2 separate regions of the Homo sapiens genome follow, and region 2 is linked to region 1. Evidence: chromatin contacts called from ENCODE Hi-C or POLR2A ChIA-PET data. All regions are on one chromosome and are shown on one strand. Each heading gives the region's core, a stretch centred on a gene start or an enhancer-like site at or near the end of the contact. The rest is flanking DNA. Distances are from core to core; before and after follow the strand shown.

Evidence for each region. A loop is a pair of places that touch in the nucleus more often than their neighbours do. ChIA-PET counts read pairs that join two places held with the same protein, here RNA polymerase II (POLR2A). Pooled maps may share reads with other maps.
Region 2: a loop to region 1 is called in a map of ascending aorta, with 2.7 times the contacts of the local background. The contact joins the promoter of MEDAG here to the enhancer-like site in region 1. A Hi-C loop is called at or near these places in 1 of 168 maps with a recorded cell type or tissue (ascending aorta) and 2 of 50 pooled maps. POLR2A ChIA-PET finds 5 or more read pairs at or near these places in 1 of 52 experiments (activated CD4-positive, alpha-beta T cell).

The regions. Positions count from the first base shown.
Region 1 is chr13:30,406,146-30,411,771 of GRCh38, forward strand. No RefSeq gene overlaps it. Among named protein-coding and RNA genes, the nearest start is that of LINC01058, 13 kb to the right of the region's middle. RefSeq lists a silencer at 2,355-2,494. Within about 2 kb of position 2,291, at least 26 of the 41 ENCODE cell types and tissues checked have a DNase peak (open chromatin) inside an H3K27ac peak, as active enhancers do; they include ascending aorta, where a contact is called at or near this core.
Region 2 is chr13:30,901,637-30,908,106 of GRCh38, forward strand. It overlaps MEDAG (mesenteric estrogen dependent adipogenesis), which reads left to right and starts at 4,635. Exons shown (of 5, transcript NM_032849.4): 1 at 4,635-5,157. The coding sequence starts at 4,880. All of the region lies in intron 2 of TEX26-AS1 (TEX26 antisense RNA 1), which reads right to left. RefSeq lists an enhancer at 5,236-5,737.

The sequences.
Region 1 (5,626 bases), core at 1,041-3,540:
CTCCTCTAACTCAGGGTTTCTCATTCTCAGGACTGTTGGCATCTTGGGCTGAATGATTTTCCACTGTGCTGGTGGAGGGGGCTGTCCTGTGCATGGTAGGATGTTTACAGCATCCCTGGCCCCTACCCACTAGATGCCAGTAACACACACACATACACTCTCTCCCAGTGTGACAACTGAAAATGTCTCCTGACATTGCCAAATGTCTCCTGGGCGGGGCGGGGGGCAAAGTCACCGCCAGTCAAGAACTGCTGTTCTAATTCCATATGTTTTCAAAGCTGGGGTATAGGTATTAGAAGCAGCTGCCTCACCAAACCTTTTATTTCTCCAAGTTGCTTGAAAGATTCCTGGTGAAAGAGGGACATTTATCTGCCTACAGCCTTGGGCAGTCAGAGAAACTATGGTTTAGGGCTGAAATTAGCTCCTCCTTCACAAAAAAAAAAAAAAGAAAAGAAAAGAAAAGAAAAAAGCGATAACACAATTCCAGACTATCAAACACCACCAATCCTCCAAAAGTCTCTCTTCCTGACATATAACTTCCCACAAGTGGCTGCTTGAGGTTGTAACAGAATAGCACTGTGACAGCTTCAGGATCCCTGATGCCCACCTCTCAGACTTCACGGGGTCAGAGTTCCTCGCCCTTCTGGAATCTACAGCCTCTGTCAAACAGCAGATAGGTGGCTTGGATTGAAATGCCTAGAGACACCGTGATCATTCCAGCTACCACCAAATCTGACCATGATCTGTCACCAGCAGCTTCTTACTCACCCCCATTACACCCACAAACCCTCCAGGAACCTCAGCTCCAGAAGCTACCCTCACCGCCTGGCCCAGGCTGGTGCCTCCGGACACCTTCCACACCCAAGGGAGGTGGCTTGTGAACATTTTCCACCACAGCCCATTATAAGAAACATATTCTACATCACGAGCCCCCTGTCGTTCACGCATACAAAAACACATTTTTATTTTGAACTAATTTTAGACTTGCAGAAAAGTTGCAACAATAGTCCAAGAAATTTTTATATATCCCTCATCCAGCTTCCCCTACTATTAACAACTTGTGTAACCATAGTACAATTGTCATATTCAGGAAATCAACATCGGCATGATACTATCAACCAAACTGAAGACACCAGCTTTCCACTGATACCCCTTTTCAGTTCCAGGGTCCTATTCAGGACCCTGCATTGCATTCAGCTGCCTGTCTCTTTAGTCTCCTGTAGTCTGTGACTTTTTCCTCAGTCTTTCCTTGACTTTCATGACCTTGACAGTTTTGAAGAGGTGTTTTGTCGAGTGTCCCCCAATTTTGGTTTGTATGATGTTTTTTCATGATTGGACTGAGGTTATGCATTTTTTTTATTAAGAACGTCACAGAGATGATATTGTGCACCCGCCCCCCGCAATATATATCTTAAACAGAAGTTTCTGGAAACTACCTTTGCTATGTGAGATACACTCTGGCATTTTCTTTTTTTGTTGTTTTTATTTTTTTTTTTTTAGATAGGGTCTCACTCTGTCACCCAGGATGGAGTGCAGTGGTGCACTCTTGGCTCACTGCAACCTCCACCTCCCGGGTTCAAGTGATTCTCCTACCTCAGCCTCCTGAGTAGCTGGGACTATAGGCAGAAGCCACCATATCCAGCTAATTTTTGTAATTTTAGTAGAGACAGGGTTTTGCCATGTTGCCCAGGCTGGTCTCGAACTCTTGACCTCAAGCAATCTGCCCACCTCAGCCTCCCAAAGTGCTGGGATTACAGGCGTGAGCCGCCACACCAGGCCATATATATTATATATTATATATATATATATATAATATATATATAAAATATATATATATATATTACAGAAGGCCAGGCGCGGTGGCTCACGCCTGTAATCCCAGCACTTTGGGAGTCCGAGGCGGGTGGATCACGAGGTGGATCACGGGTGGCCAGAGAACAAGCTGGCCAGCCTAAGGGAACATAAAAGAAATCGAATGAGGCTTTGCTCTCTCTATTTTAGTGACCGCTGACTGCGGAGCAACGCTCTTGTGTTCTGCGGGCCCAGCAGCTCCGGGAACGGTCAGCGTCGGGGGCCAGCCTGGCGGGACATTTGGGGTCCCCCATACGTGGACCTATGCCTGTTGTAAGATGTTTGGAAGAGCGTCGAAAGATGAGATCATGTTGTGTCCTTGGAAGCTGAATGAAGAACCGGCTTGCAAAGGAGAAGCGCGTGCAGTCCCGGCGCGGCCCGCTCTGCTCAGTTCTCCAGGGCGGGCCTTGGCCTGGACTGCGTGTCGGGAGGACTCGCGGGCCCCGCATTGCCGCATGCCACCGGCAGGTGTCTCTTTCCTGGCTTGGGAACCTATTGTGAGTTCACCAAATGGAGGCGCGAGGAGGAGGGGGCGGGCAGGGGAGGGGCGCCGAGAGCCGGAGCGGGCACCGCCCCCTGCCTGCCCGCTCCCCGAGCGCACCGCGGCCCAGCCACGAGGCTGCCGGTCCTCACCTTTGAAACGCCGGCAGCTGCGCGCGCTGCGGCAGGCGCGGAGAGGAGCCACCTCGTCACGTGGGGAGGAAATGCCTTGCCGGCCTCCAAACCTACTGGCTCTTGTTTCTGGGGTTTTATGGCCAGGAGAGTGGGCTCAGCTCTCAAACCCAAGATCAAAGGACAGTGCAGGACCCATCACCCTGGGAAGTTTTCTCCCTTTCCCGTCTTTCTCCTTCTCACCTTCTCAGAAAGCGTAGCGAAAGGGGCCTGCCACCCTACTGGCTTTTCCTTTTAGGGAAATTCCATTTCCTAACGTGTCCTGTTTTGAAAGAGGCCAATTTATTGGGTAATGACGGCAGCCTGCTAGGCAGAAGTCAGGCCAGGAGCAGTCGCTTTTATTATTTTATTCAACGAATGCCTACTGATCATCTCCCGGGTGCCAGGCGCTGTCGTGGGGGTTCAGTAGTGACCAAGGACTCAGACCCTGCCTTGGCTACCCACATCACCGAAGAAATGAGTTATCAGGCGACAAGGTGACTCCTGGGGCTCAGTACTTGAAAATCCAAGACACAAGAGCGGGAAATCCTCTCTCATACCAAGAGTGCACACTTTGCCTCTGGTTAGAACAGGGGTAATGCCAGGTTTGCATTTCTTTGGACCTTTTCACTTCATTTAATAGTAACACTTGAAAACTCTTTACTGAGCGCTTACTCTGGGACTGGGACTCTGCTAGATGCAGGGAATACCGTGGAGGACAAAATTCCTTCCTGTCCTTAAGGAGCTTGCAGCCCAGCAAGGGTAGTGAGCCTGTAAACACATAAACAAGCAGAACCTAGTGTTAGGTGTCTTGACTCCACCGATTGTAGGGCACAAAAAGAACCAGGATACAGGCCCTGCGGATAGCATTGGGGTATGGGATCAGACCCAAAGCCCCATGATGCAGAGTCACATAGGAAAGCCACTATCTGGTGCTCCTGCCCTGGGAAGAACATCAGTTGTCCTCTCTCTTGGGACGAATAGAGGCATCCCAAATCGTGATCTTGGATCTGCTGTGCCTTCACTGATCCTATTCCCCTACAAATTCATTTCCCGGGAAGTTCCTAGGAACTGGTGTCAAACATCCTCATACTTTCCTTCCTTTCTCATGAAACTGTTCTAGTATCTGGCTGATATCCCCGTGTCTACCTTTACGTAGCTCAGTTTTTGTTGGGTTTTTGTTGCTGTTGTTGTTGTTTGCTTGTTTTTAATGTGCCAACATTATGTTTGGGCTTTTTTGCTTGCTTTTTGAAATAAATTTTTACAATTCAGAATTCCAGGAAAGACTTTCTTTTCTCACTTACTAGGTTAACAGAACGCTAGCCATGTGGTTCTAACCTCTGGGGATTTTAGGCAGCGAAAATCTCATCACATAGCCAGAGAAATAATCACAAATTCCCACGACACACTTCCAGGCGGTATCACAGCTCCTGGCCTGCTTGAGATCTGTGGGAGTGAGTCAGTGCTGGAGATCTGAGCTGGAAGCTGCCTGGAGTCCTTCTGCACTGATATTTTGTCCCTTTTCCTCTAAGTCAAAAACACAAAGTCCTCTACAAACATTTTTTCATTAGTTTGTTTGTCTGTTTTGCTTTCTAAAAACACCAGACCCCTGTTCAGTTTCCTCTGAGATCTGTGTTAGTATTAAACATTTAGTGCTATTTAAAAAAAAAAAAAAAAGGGCTGGGCGTGGTGACTCACCCCTGTAATCCCAGCACTTTAGGAGGCCGAGGTGGGTGGATTGCCTGAGTTCAGGAGTTCTCGACCAGGCTGGGCAACACAGTGAAGCCCCATTTCTACTAAAACACAACAAATTAGCCAGGCATGGTGGCGCATGCCTATAGTCCCAGCTACTCGGGAGGCTGAGGCAGGAGAAGTGCTTGAACCCGGGAAGCAGAGGTTGCAGTGAGCTGAGATTGCGCCACTGGACTCCAGCCTGGGTGACAGCGAGACTCCGACTCAAAGAAAGAGAGAGGAAGGAAGGAAGGAAGGAAGGAAGGAAGGAAGGAAGGAAGGAAGGAAAGGGAGAAAGAAAACTTTGGCCTCATTGAAAAAGCATAGCAGAATCTTGTTTATTCTTTTGTCTGTCTGTCCATACCAAGGTGTGACTGACTACCTAAATTGCCCTAGTAGTTACAATGGGATAATTCATTTCCTTTCTCAGCTATTGAGTGCTAAAATCATTCTCCTTGGAACAGATGCAATGTCTTATCTAGAAAAATACCCAGAAAGCAACATTTATGACTATTTATAAGGGTGATGAGCACATTGGTTATGTAGATTTAAAAAAATGAGGTACATCCTAATCATTCTTAAGATGCCCTCACAGTGATACATACTTCTCATGAAACCAAAATCTTCCTCCTCCAAATCTCACATAGTCCAAACCGTGCTTCAGAAAATGGGCATGGTTTCTATAAATCGAATCCATGGTCACATTTAAAACACTGAAGGTGTGTTCACATAGGAAAATTACTTCAGCAGACCAAATTTTAAAAATACTTTTTAATAAGAAAGAGGTGGCCTAACCTGTGACAACCTCATAAAATTTTGGAATAGGAAACAGTCTTAAGTATCATCTCATTCAAAAACCAAACGGTATCCCTGACAAGTGGTTTTCTCAAATCCGTGGAAATACAACCAGTGGCAGGGACACCCCAAGTGACCCACCCTTTCCAACTCTTAGAAATGTTTTTTTTCCACAAAGCCTGAGATTCTCAAATCTTTTTTCCTTGAGCACTCACTCATCATTCTGTCCTGGCCATGTGGGAAAAACCTCTTCCACAAAGTAGCTCCTCCACGTGTTTGAATGCAGCTCTTAGAGGCTTTTCTTTTGTAGGTTTGCAGTACGGACTCATTTTATTCCTTAAGTCCATTAAAAATTGCTTATTGTGGCTGGGCACAGTGGCTCATGCCTGTAATCTCAGCACTTAGGGAGGCCGAGGCAGGTGGATCACTTGAGGTCAGGAGTTCAAGACCAGCCTAGCCAACATGATGAAACCCACCTCTATGAAAAATACAAAAATTAGCTGAACGTGTTGGTGCACGCCTGTAATCCCAGCTACTCGGGAGGCTGAGGCAGGAGAATCACTTGAACCCAAGAGGCAGAGGTTGCAGTGAGCCAGGG
Region 2 (6,470 bases), core at 3,385-5,884, 500 kb after region 1:
AAGTCAAGGTATAAAGTCTTGAGGAGTAAATGTCAGGCAAGGAATTTAGAGAATTTTTTCAGGGAGTTTGACCATAGAGTGAAGAAGAGAGATGGAAATGTACTAAAAGGGAAAGTGAGATGTTAAAATGTTTAAAAAGTTATTTTTTTTAAGACAAAAGAAACCTGTAGATGTTTGTATGCTGACAGAAAAATCCAAAAATGGTGGCAGTGGTGGTGCCTAATTGATTTTTAATCTTTTGTGAATTTGGTAAGGTTGAATCAAATTTCTGAATATGAACTTTGGACCCCCAAAGCTGAGAAACTGAGCCTGTGAGCTGCTGATGTCCCCATAGCACAGTTACCTTAATGGGGACACATAAGGATGGCAAAATCTTTATCTTGTCTTTTACCTGTGAGCATAGCCACAGACTCACCAATGGGTGATTGCCTTGCTATAAAGTCTCTAAATTTGAGTGGTAACATTATAGCTAAACTGTTAATCTCACTTGTAGCGTAAATAGCTGTGAGGTACCCTACCCCAACTGCAAAGATTTAAAACCATGAAAAATCACTGCTGGTGAGAAGACAAATTGGTGCCAGCCTTTAGGAGAATAATGACACACGTTTCCAGAGCAATGCACATTCTCATATCATTTGTCCCAGTAATTCCATCTCTGAGAGCTTGGATACAGAAAAACGAAATCAAAGTATGAAGATGTTTATTGCAGCATTGTTTATAAGGAAAAACAAGAAACAATCTGAGTGTTCAAGAGTAAAGAAATGTCTAGACAAACAATAGAATATACACTTGATGGAAAATAGCATAGTGATTTAAAATACTATTCACAAAGAAAATGAAATTTTCACAACATAATATACATATAATGTTAAATGCACAAAGCCGAATAAAAATTCTACGATAGGAACACAACTATGTAAGCAAACCAAAAAAAGACTGAAAAGGTCGTCACCAGGAGTGATTGTTTGCCTGGCTGGTACTTGGGTAATGAAAAAGACATTAAACATGAAAAGATCTCTCTAGCTCTCTACTTATTAGCAATGGCTTACATTACATTGAATACTATTTTTTTTCTGTTCACTTTTTCATATCTTTCTCTGGCATTTTGGTAATGCATAAATTACCCATAAAGAAATGCAGGTGTTTTGCTGAAAACGCATCAAATGAAACCTCTAGACAACATACCAAGAAAGCATCTTTAAAATATTTTTATTATGCTCAACATCATTTTTCTGTATAAAACAATACACATTTATTTGGAAAATACAGGAAAAGTGTAAAATCACACAACTGTGGTGAGGTAAAGAAAAATTTCGTTTAATTCTTCTACTCAGATCTAAGTGTTGATATCTTACTATGAAGGAAACGGATTTTTTTTTTTGAGATGGAGTTTGACTCTTGTCACCCAGGCTGGAGTGCAATGGCACGATCTTGGCTCATTGCAACCTCTGCCTCCCAGGTTCAAGCGATTCTCCTGCCTCAGCCTCCCAAGTAGCTAGGATTACAGGCATTCAACACCATACCCAGCTAATTTTTGTATTTTTAGTAGAGATGGGATTTCACCATGTTGGCCAGGCTGGTCTGGAACTCCTGACCTCAGGCGATCCACATGCCTTGGCCTCCCAGAATACTGGAATTATAGGTGTGAGCCACCGTGCCTGCCCAGGAAACGGTTTTTTGATAGGAGGGACTGGTATGTTTATCTTAAACAAATGCATATAATTCTGATATAAAACCCCGATGTAACATTTTACCCTTCAAGAAAGCCAAATCATTCATAGACAGTGTGGTGTAGGTTTAAGGGCAATCAAGAGTTGTTGAGCTTGATCTATGTGAAGCTCATAGGGTGAGTTGTTGAGTTCGATCTATGTGGAATGGGGAGAGTAGGGGCTGGTGAGGGCTCTGTAGTGGACCTGCCCTCCTTGACTTACTAATTGAAAGCAACTTCTGCAGCTGTTATTGTTGTTGAGGTTGTATTCCACCAGCAGGTTGGAGACACAGGCAAAATATAACTAGATTTCAGCCACATGTTTGGACATGGTGCCAGAAGACTAGTTCATGCTGATTCCTGCATTTCTCCCTGTTATTTGAGGACAGGGGCCATCCTCTATTCAACTCTGTATCTCCAGCAAAGCACTGAACATAGCAGATGCTCAATTAACATATGTTGAAGTAAACTAAAGGCCTGGGTTCAAATTCCTACCCTATCATGTATTAGCTAGATGCCCCCATCCACTTCTTTGGCTTCAACCCCGTCTTTGATCTAGAGACTTTCAAATCTCAATCATTGACCTTGTCTTTCCAAAACGCCAGACCCAACTAACTCCTTGCCTCCTGGACTTTTCTACCTTGATGTTCCATAAGTAGCTCAAAATCAGTATGTCCCCCCTGAACTCATCACTATCTCTCCTCAAACTCCTACTCTTCCTCCTGTGAACCCTAGCTTCGTTAATGGTGTCACCATCTCTCTGGGTACCCAAGCAAGAGACTAAGTGGGTCTCTCTGCTCTTTTTCATTTATTTACTCATAAGATCCTTCCTGCTGACTCTGACTCAAAAATGTTGAAACCTCATCTCCATTCCCACAGCTGCTTCTGTTCAGACCCCCATCATATGTTATCTGGATTATTACATCAATCTCCTAACTGGTTTCTCTGCCTCTGATCTTCCTGTTTCAAAACATCTTCTTTGGTCATAACCAAAGGTGTCTATCTGAACTGAGGCATAATTATATCACTTCCTTTCTTTAAAACATCCCAAGGCTCCTCATTGTCTTAAGAATCCAAATTCCTGACAACTCAGAGGGTCTGTCACAATCTGGCTCCAACAGCCCTTTCTGGTCTCATCTCATATAAAACTGACCCCTCTTATCCCAAATAGGATGGTCTGCCCTAGCTGTTTAAAAATTTCCCCCCTCCCCCAGATGGAACCATAGCATCTCTCTTTGCATAGAATGGTACAGAATCTTCTCTCCCATCTCCTTATTGCTGCTGCTCCTTCCCCTGGGAGCCTCCCCTGTGTATTGGAAGTCTAGCCATGTGTCACCTCCTTTGAGCACCCTTCTTGGGGCAGAACCACTTATTTCTCATAGTGCTTAGTCCATACATCTATGGTAGCACTTATTGGATCCTTGTGTGTGTGTGTGTGTGACCTCAGAGCTTAAGATGGTCCCTGGTGCATAGTGATGACTCTGTCAATGTTTGGGACAAGAGTGAAGTTCTAAATAGGGCACAATGGATTTAACTGCTGGCACCAAATCCCTCCCCTGTGAAAACAGCCCCAGCCTCTGAGTCCTGTCTACAGTCTCAGCCCACCCCAGACCCATTCTCTTTGCAGGGATCCTCAAACCTCCCTTTGCAAGAAGATCTTCTGGATGCTTTTTTCACAGGTAGAGCATCCTTCCTGCGCCACAAAAGGTTGAGTGGGTAGTGATCAATTCATGCTCAGTGAATTAGATTTGTTCAGAGAGGCCCAGAGATGGGGTAATGATCCCATGGGTAAAAGATCCATGTCTGGAGAAAGGATAGGTGTGCACCTAGAAGAAGAGAAGAGAGTGGGGCTCATTTATATTCTGAGATTTAAATGAGATGTGGCGGGAGGACTCTTCATCCCATCTGATTAAACCTACACAAGAGTTCATGTGGGGGCACACAAAGACTAACTAAGGATATTCTCTACGTTCTACTCAACTTTTGGGATGTAGCTTAGAATCCTAAAACACAGTACTACAGAAAGCCTCGAAACTAGGCTAGATTCTCCTCCCATCCCATCCAGGCTTCTCCGCAGCAGAAATAGGTGTTTAATTAAATGGAATAATATAGTTCTCCTTTCATACCTCAGGAGATCAATGAGCCCATAGCTAGCACTCACATATTTATAGACTGAAGAAATGAACATATTCTGGGGCTCAAGGAGATCACCACCTACTGGGGAGGCAGGGGAGAAGGGAGGATGCTAGGACCCTGCTATCCCCACTACACGGCACATTGCAGTCTAGGGTTCACCGTGCAGTAGAAAGGAGAAGCAAAGCGATGAAACCCTCGTGGGATTCGTGAAGGCTTTATGGAAAAGCGATGTGATGATCAGTGGGATTTCTAGGGGGAAGGGATCCAGGGCCAGCAACCAGCTGAAGGAAAGGCTGAAAGGAGGGAAATGCAGGGTACGATCTGGATGGAGTTAAAATGGCAGAAAACTGAGGCTGAGTGAGAGGTCTGGTACTGAGGTGGGGATCGGAGTTCCAGCACTGGCCTTTGACAGCCTCTGGGTCCCAGGTGGAATGGGTAGGGCCAGAGCCCTTGCCTTCTTCTCCAATCAACACCAGGGGTGTGGTGTCTTAGGCAAGGATGGGTGCTGTGCGCCCTGCCGCCCACCATAGGCAGGGCCTGGGAACCCGGGGAGGACTCTCCCCACCTCCAGCCTCCGGCAGTGTCCGCCAGGCAGGGCGGGGGCCAGCGCTGGTGTTGAGTAGTGGACCCCAGGGGGATGACTAAGCCTTGCCTGCGAGCAGACTCGAGCATGCCAAGTTATGAGACGATGATAACTCTGCCCCGAGCCTCTGGGGTCGTGGCCGTGGGCCGGCAGGGGCGAGGCGGGCGTCCAGAGGGCGGATAAAAGGGGCCGCGCTGCGCCGGGGCCGCTTTCTCCGCGCGGTGCCTGCAGGGCTCCCAGCGAGTGGCAGCTTGGGAGGGGCCGCCCGGGCGGTCAGACTGGCACCTGAGCGGCCACCGCGTCCCGGCCAGGCGGGCAGACCGACCCCCTCCTCACCTCGCGCGCGGCTGACGCAGGCAGGGCGCCCGGCCCCTCCTGGGGACCATCAGGTGCCGGCTGGGGGCTGTAGGCACCGGACGGAAGCAGGCGGTGTGAGGACCGACGACGCGGGCATGGCGGGGGCGGCCTGCGAGCCGGTGGCCAGGCCGAGCCTGACCTCCATCTCGTCTGGGGAGCTTCGCAGCCTGTGGACCTGCGACTGCGAGCTGGCCCTGCTGCCGCTGGCTCAGCTGCTGCGCCTGCAGCCCGGTGCCTTCCAGCTGAGCGGCGACCAGCTCGTGGTGGCCAGGCCCGGGGAGCCGGCGGCGGCGCGGGGGGGCTTCAACGTCTTCGGTGACGGCCTCGTGCGCCTCGACGGGCAGCTCTACCGCCTCAGCAGCTACATCAAGAGGTGGGTGGCCTCGCCGTGCGCCCTGGCCCGTCGCCTGGTACCCGCAGACGCCTCCACCCGGCTGCGGTCTCTGGGAGCCTGGGCTGTCCTCGCTGCCTGCGACACCGCGTGGCCCCTTGCTCCGTGCGCTTCTAGACTTTCCTTCTGCTTCTATCACCCGGAGCCTGCACGCTCGCCCTGGTTCTTCTGCCTCTTGCACTGACATTTTGCAGCTGCTGCTTGAAGCCGCCCAGAAGGGCATCAGGACTGGGGGCGAGGGGGAGGGCAGGGGCCCCCCAGCCAGAGCTCATGAGTGGCAGATGCTTCTCCCATTCTGGCTCCTTAACTGGGTCAGATGAGCTCAAATTGGGAGCACACCCTTTAGGGGCTGTCTGCAGCTCTGCAAGACTCACATCCTGGCTTTGGAGCATGGGTGGCGGTGAGGAGCAGGGGGCATGCACCATTCTGAGCACTGCCAGCCCTCTCCAGTGAGGAGACCGAGTGGAGAAGCATGCAAAAGCTCAAAGTTTCCCATCTCTGGCCTCACTTCGTGTTTCAAAAGTAAACAAATAAACCGCAGCTGAGAAGGGAACAAAGCCCCTGGAAGTCCAGCCCGGGGCCATGTGGGCTGTGGAAGGCACAGATAAGTTCTGGGGAAATAAGTGCGAAACCTGAGGGCCTTAATGGGAAGGAGGCCCCCAGGATGCTTGACTGTTGTGGCCAGAGTGCCCCCAAGCTCTTCTTGGCAGACCGGCAGGATGTGGCCCAGCCATCTGAAGCAGGCTTTGGTGCCACAGGGTAAAGGAGGGCACTTCAGGCCTGATTCCACATGGCCTCAGGCCTCCAGAGTTCACTCTTGGCAAGGGCCTGGAGTGCAAAGACCTGTTATATTTGTGCTGAGAGAGCCAAGTGCCTGAAGAGGCAAGCATGGTCTAGAGTTTGACTCAGAAATGAATAAGATAGCCAGCTTTTGAGACACAGCGCCTTTGCTACTGGGAAAGACAGCGTGCTGTGGCACCCTGTGGGTAGGAGGGAGCCAAGAGAGGGAAGCAAACAAAATGAGATATTGAACGTGCAGTCTTCAAAACTCTTGGAGAAAAAACCTTGCTTTTCCAAAGATAGTGAGGGCTCTGAATGCCTGAAGAACCATTCCCCAGCAAGAATTTCTCCCTTTCTTAGTGAAATGAAAATTCCAATTCCAAACCATAAGCGGAGGACTGTGGGAGGAACTGAGTCAGATGTGTGCAGATTTAAAAAGAAGATACCCATTGTATTTGAGAGCAGGGTATGAAAAATAAAAATGTCCAGAATGAACGAAGCCGTAAGTTAGGGTT